Linked DNA regions of Homo sapiens: region 2 is linked to region 1. Evidence: chromatin loops called from intact Hi-C (ENCODE). Cell type or tissue: heart right ventricle. All regions are shown on one strand. Links, peaks and the distances in the headings refer to the core of each region. The heading gives the core; the rest is flanking DNA. Region 1 overlaps SYNPO2 (synaptopodin 2). Region 2 holds the start of LOC105377395 (a long non-coding RNA gene).

Region 1 (2,924 bases), core at 336-2,835:
ACATCAGGCTGTCATAAACTGAAAATGTGGTTATCTTCACCAGAATTTTACGTCAGTTCACAAGATGTAGCCCCTCTCACACATCAGTTACATGTGACAAGGGACACAAACAGAACTATCCCCACCACCTTCAATATATGCAAACCAATATGCACCCCAAGTCATGTTCAACAAGACAGACAGGACTAGTCAATATTTATGAACAAACCAATTTTTCTAAACAGGTGGAAGATTTTTAAGGTTCAAATAAATGATTTGCATTCAGGTCAGTGGAAGTTTAAGAGTTTCAAACGGCTTTGATTTCACAATTGAGAAAAGTCTTAGAAAATTATGCATAAACCCTAAAGAGAACCTGAAATACATTTGCAAGATTAAATAAATCAGACCTAAGAAGAAAACGATAAAAGAGATTGGAATTAGTTAGGGTTGAAGAAGAGCAAGCTGAAAGTTGATTTACCGTTTATCATGAGACTGCAAGTACGTGTTAGGAAATGGCAGCCTCTACTAACTAATCTCCTAGAGTCCCTCCCAGCTCTAATGAGCCCTCAGTGAAAATTTTCTTGACAGTAGAAACAGTTCAACACTGGAAAAAATTTCTGCATAGAGATATAGAATCCCTTTACCTAAAGGTCTTTAAATATAAAACAAACGCTCCCTTGAGGTGGTTTAGATACAATCAAGCTTGAAGTTAGAGGATAAAAACACTTTGAAGGTCATTTTGTTCTAGTCTCAATAAAATAGTCTTTTCCTCATTCCCTAACACTTGCCTTCTTAAAGAGGATTTTAAGTTTACCTCCACTAACTGGAGTTTTTGGAAATTCTGTTTTAGGACTCTCTTATCTAGAAAATGGAAGAGAGTTTCTATTTCTTTCAGCAGAAGTACACAGTATCATTCTGTCTGCCAAGAAGGGCACATAATCAGGACTAATAAACCATATTTTTGAATAGAAAAGTGGCCAAGTAATCACATGTTGTTTAAATAGTTTCATGGGCTGGGCACAGTGGCTTACGCCTGTAATCCCAGCACTTTGGGAAGTCGAGTGGGTGGATCATCTGAGGTAAGGAGTTCATGATCAGCCTGGCCAACATGGTGAAACCCTGTCTCTGCTAAAAATACAAAATTAGTCGGGCATGGTGGCTCATGCCTGTAATCTCAGCTGCTTGGGAAGCTAAAGCAAGAGAATCGCTGGAACCCGGGAGGCAGAGGTTGCAGTGAGCTGAGATTGTGCCATTGCACTCTAGCCTGGGCAACAAGAGTGAAACTTCATCTAAAAAAAAAATAAATAAACAAAATAAATAGTTTCATGAATGCAATGGACATACTCTGACATCAAAATAAGAGATAGGGTCTTGTATGTAGCATATCATCTTGGTTCTGTTACTCACCAGTCATCTTAGATTAACTTTTAGATTAAATTTTCTCTTCCAAAACAACAGACTTTTAAACAAAAAGTTTTACTTTCTGCTTCTAGGAAATCTGTTTGTGAGAAAGCGTAAGGCTTGTAAATGACAATGGAGGCCAGCATCTTATATTGGAAGGAATGGAAACTTGGATGTCACATTGACCTGAAAGTTCTGCCTTTGTCTTTTGTTATCCACGCAATTCAACTTCTCCCAGTCTTATTTTCCTTAATTGTAAGATGGGAGTATTGCTGGCTACAGTTTCAAGATTATGGGCAGAGTAAAGATTGTGTTTATAAATGGAATGCCATGTAGCTCAACAAATGGTGATTATTTTTGTTATTGTGGGAAGAGACTGTGTGGCCCTAAAGGTGTCAGAGACCTGGCAGGACCTTTTGTTCAAGAGGCAACTGCATAGGCAGGCTGCTGACCCAGGACAAAAATAGGAGGGAGACTTGCCTTTGAAGTGGCATTAGCAGTGCACGCCTCCGAGGCTGCTGTGCCAACCCCGGCTGCCCTCCTGTCATCAGAATGCAGGCAGCTGGGTTGGCCAGAAACATTGCCACTGACCTCATCTTCCTGCTAGGTCTAAGTGGGCCAAAATATACACTTCTTGATTTTTTTTAAACCTTCTGTTATAAAAGAATAAAAGTAATGATACACAGTTTAAGGTCGAGAAGACCAACATGAAGGAGGAATGTGTGCATATACTTTTGTTGTCTCTTTCATCTTTGAAGCAATGATAATAATAACTAAAATGTACAAAACTTTTACTATGTACTAGCTACAGTTCTAAACACTGTATTTGTTACCTCAATTAATCCTCTCAACAACCTTATGGCCTCCATTTTGCAAATAAGGAAAGTGAGGCATGTAAATTAGGTAATTTACCCTAATATTACCCTAAATTGGTAATTTTCCCTATACAAGCACATACTGGCTTGTATAGGGAAGTTGGAGAAGTAAAGCTATAGGTAATAAAATTTTATTTAAATAATGTATGTTAAGGCATTAACTCTGTTAACAGAAAAAACTACTATACCAGCAATTTTTACCCTCTTACCTTTCTTTATTCTCAAAAAAGAAGTATGTCACTCTACAAGTTAGAGCCTGTGACAATACTTGTATTAATATAGACTGTGTTCTATTTAAGTAGTTGGGATTGCTGTTTTAATTTTTTATAATTCTTGAGGAACAGCCTTATTTAAGTTTATTTTCATAAAAGTCTAGTTTAATTGGTTCAAACATAAAAAATAAATGTTAAACACATTTCAAAATATTTTCTGAAGTTCTCTCTTTCCTCAAAAGATTTAAATAGTAAACGTCATTCATTTAGATTCCCACGGTAGAAAAAGTGAATAGTATATATAAAAAGTTCAGACTTCGTCAGTTTCTATGGAGAAACAAGTAATTTTCATAATAAACAAAGAATGTTGATCTTGTTTAAAATAAACAATCTTTTGACCTTGTGGGAGTTTTTTGGGTTTTTGTTTTTTTGAGACAGGGTCTTGCTCTATCACCCC
Region 2 (2,924 bases), core at 182-2,681, 80 kb before region 1:
AGTTTGCTAGAATCCAAATCCACCTGCTTTTTCTCATTAAAGTATGCTGCAATTTGAGAGTAAAACATTCAGCGCCTAGTAAGTTTGTTGAATAAATGAATGAATGAATAAGAAAAAGAAAGACACTGGAACAGAAACGGAAGAGCAAAGTTCAAAAGAAAAGAGAATTTTTAGGCACTGCCAAGATCTGCACAAAAGTCACAGAGAAAGACACATGAGAAAAGGTCACTTGATTTGGCAAGAAGTAGGTCATCGGCAGAATTTAGAGACACTTCTGTAATGTGGTGGTAACAGAATCCAAATAGAAGGGATTTAAGATAAGAATGAGTGGATGGGAAGTGCATGCGGCAAATGGCAACTATGTATTTGAAAGGACTGGCTGTGAACTGAGGAGAGAGAGAGAGTTCAATTTCTAGAAGGGAAAGCAAGTTCTACAAGCATATGTGAGTTTGTGTGTGTGTGTGTATGTGTGTGTGTGTTTCAGAAGCAGAAACTTGAACATACTTAGAGATAAAAGAGAAACAAACACTGGTGTATAAAACAGTAATAATTCTGACGATGCGAGATTTGGGGTAGTTCACTTCCAAGGCTATGATGGTTGATTAGTGGAGAGAACCAGTGCTCTAATGTTTTATTCTTTAGTAGATGGAGTCACTTTGTAACCCCAGTGTTTAAAATAGTTCTGGCATATGGTAGGCATGTGGCAATATTTGTTGGATAATGCAGCATAACGCTTGGCATATAGCAGGAATGCAATGTATATTAGTTTTTTCTCTCACTCTTGGCTCAATCATCCATTCTTCATTCTTATCACCTGATTCCCTGATCTGCAGTGGTAGGGCAAGAAGGGATGGTGGTTTTGAGACCTTTAGCTCCGTTATTTTATATTAGTCCTCTTGAAACTGAAATGGTGTACATGCTCCAAAAACAAAGCTTCATTGCCTCTCAAAATAAACATGAACATTTTAAGTTAAAAATGCATCATCAATATTTCATTTTACTTGAAACATTTTATTCCTTGAGTCCAAAAGAATATATACTCCTGGTTTTCCTCCTCTACTTTTTCTCAGTGTATTCATTCAATAAGTATTTATTAAGCAACTGTCATATACCAGGTATATGACAGCTCTAGGTGTTGAGAGGTAAGTACAGTTTTGGGCCGGGCACGGTGGCTCACGCCTGTAATCCAAGCACTTTGGGAGGCTGAGGGGGGCGGATCACCTGAGATCGGGAGTTTAAGACCAGCCTGACTAACATAGAGAAACCCTGCCTCTGCTAAAAGTACAAAATTAGCCGGGCGTGGTGGCACATGCCTGTAATCCCAGGCAGGAGAATCGCTTAAACCCAGGAAGCGGATGTTGCGGTGAGCCAAGATCGTGCCATTGCACTCCAGCCTGGGCAACAAGAGCGAAACGCGAAACTCCATCTCAAAAAAAAAAAAAAGTAAGTACAATTTTAAAACTTTCCATTCCAATGGAGCTTATCTTCTAGTGGGAGAAACAGGCACTGGACAAGAAAAACTAGTGAAGTGTACTGTATGTTAGAGAATAAGAAGTATTATACTAAGAAAAAATAGTAGAGAAGCCAGGCAGCATTGTTTGGGGAGAAATTGTGATTTAGATAGGATGACCAAGGAAGGCCTCACTTAGAAGGTGGCATGTAAGTAAAGACCTGAAGGAAATGCAGAAGCAAGCCATGAGGATTTATTAAGGGAAGAATATCTCAGGCAGAATGAGCAGTTACAAAGGCCTTGAGGTGGGGATATAGTTAGGTATATTTGAAGGAAGTGAAGAGGCTAGTGTAACTAGAGCCATGTAAGGGAGAGAGAAGTTAGGAGGTAGCACAGGCCCATCAGCCATAGTACTTTGCTTTTGCTCTACCTGAGATAGGAAGCTGTGAGAGAGTTTTGCACAGAGAAAAGACAATACAACTTCCTGTCCTAACAGGACCACTGTGTTTGCTTTGTGGAGAATGGATCACAGTAAGACAAGGAGAGAAGCAAGGAGACCATTTAGAAAGCTATGTGATAATCTAGGAAAGATAGAGGGTGGCTTGGTTCTACGTGCACTGATGCATGTGTAGGTGGTGAGATGTGGTCAGATTCTGGAAGGCAGAACCAATAGGATTTGCTGATGGATTGGATATTAGGATGTGAGAGGGAGAATGACTGCAAGTTTGGGGACCTGAGCAATGGGAAGGACAGAGTTGCTATTCTCTGAGATTTGGAAGACTCTAAAAAGATTGAGTTTTGAAGAGAATGTCAGAAATTCAAATTTGAACATTAATTTTGAGATGTCTAAATGGGACATCATTGAGAAATGAATAAATGGAAAAACAATATAAGAGAACATAGTCTGCTTGCTATATGAGTACTGCTTCAAGACTTGTTTCCAAGTGGAGACATAAAGTAACCAACTGGATTTTAGAACTTGAATTTTAGAGAAGTCTGGGATACAAATATAAATTTGAGAGTGTTCAGCACTTGTATTTAAAGCCTTGAGATGGTTCCTATTCTGCAATTCAAGCTCTTAATGTTGAAATACTGCAGGGCTCAGTCTTTGAACCTTTTCTCTTTTCTGCCTACACTCTGTTATCTCTTGTTCTTTCCTCTTTTTCTATATTCCTTATCAAATCTGGTCAGCAAATCTGGAATATATTTGCAACTGAAATGCTCTCATGAAGTTTACTGTTATCACCCTGATCCATCTCTCTTGCCTAGATTATTGCAATAACCTAATAACTGATGACCTACTTCCATGCATATCTTACTTCAGTCTCTTCTCACAAGGTAGCCAGAACCTTTTAAAATTTTAAATCAGACAGTTCAACTCCTCTGCTCAAAATGCTCCAGTGGTTTCCTATTTTAGGCAGAGTAAATGCCAGTTCTCATCATGACCTAAAAATGCCAGTCCTTATATTGGCCT

The links. A loop is a pair of places that touch in the nucleus more often than their neighbours do. Peaks named below come from ENCODE experiments on the same cell type or tissue, not always from the same donor. Only the 100,000 strongest peaks of a DNase experiment are listed, where the experiment ranks them.
Region 2: a loop joins it to region 1, with 5 times the contacts of the local background. A loop is called at or near these places in 27 of 110 quality-filtered maps.

What each region holds. Positions count from the first base shown.
Region 1 is chr4:119,045,425-119,048,348 of GRCh38, reverse strand. All of the region lies in intron 4 of SYNPO2 (synaptopodin 2), which reads right to left. Among named protein-coding and RNA genes, the nearest start is that of SYNPO2-AS1, 62 kb to the right of the region's middle. In heart right ventricle, for the core only: no CTCF peak of the experiment used is centred there; a DNase peak (open chromatin) is centred at 1,888; H3K27ac peaks cover 2,500 bases.
Region 2 is chr4:119,125,717-119,128,640 of GRCh38, reverse strand. All of the region lies in intron 2 of LOC102723967 (a long non-coding RNA gene), which reads right to left. LOC105377395 (a long non-coding RNA gene) reads left to right here and starts at 39. Exons shown (of 5, transcript XR_007058251.1): 1 at 39-443. In heart right ventricle, for the core only: no CTCF peak of the experiment used is centred there; no DNase peak of the experiment used is centred there; H3K4me3 peaks cover 1,145 bases; H3K27ac peaks cover 2,500 bases.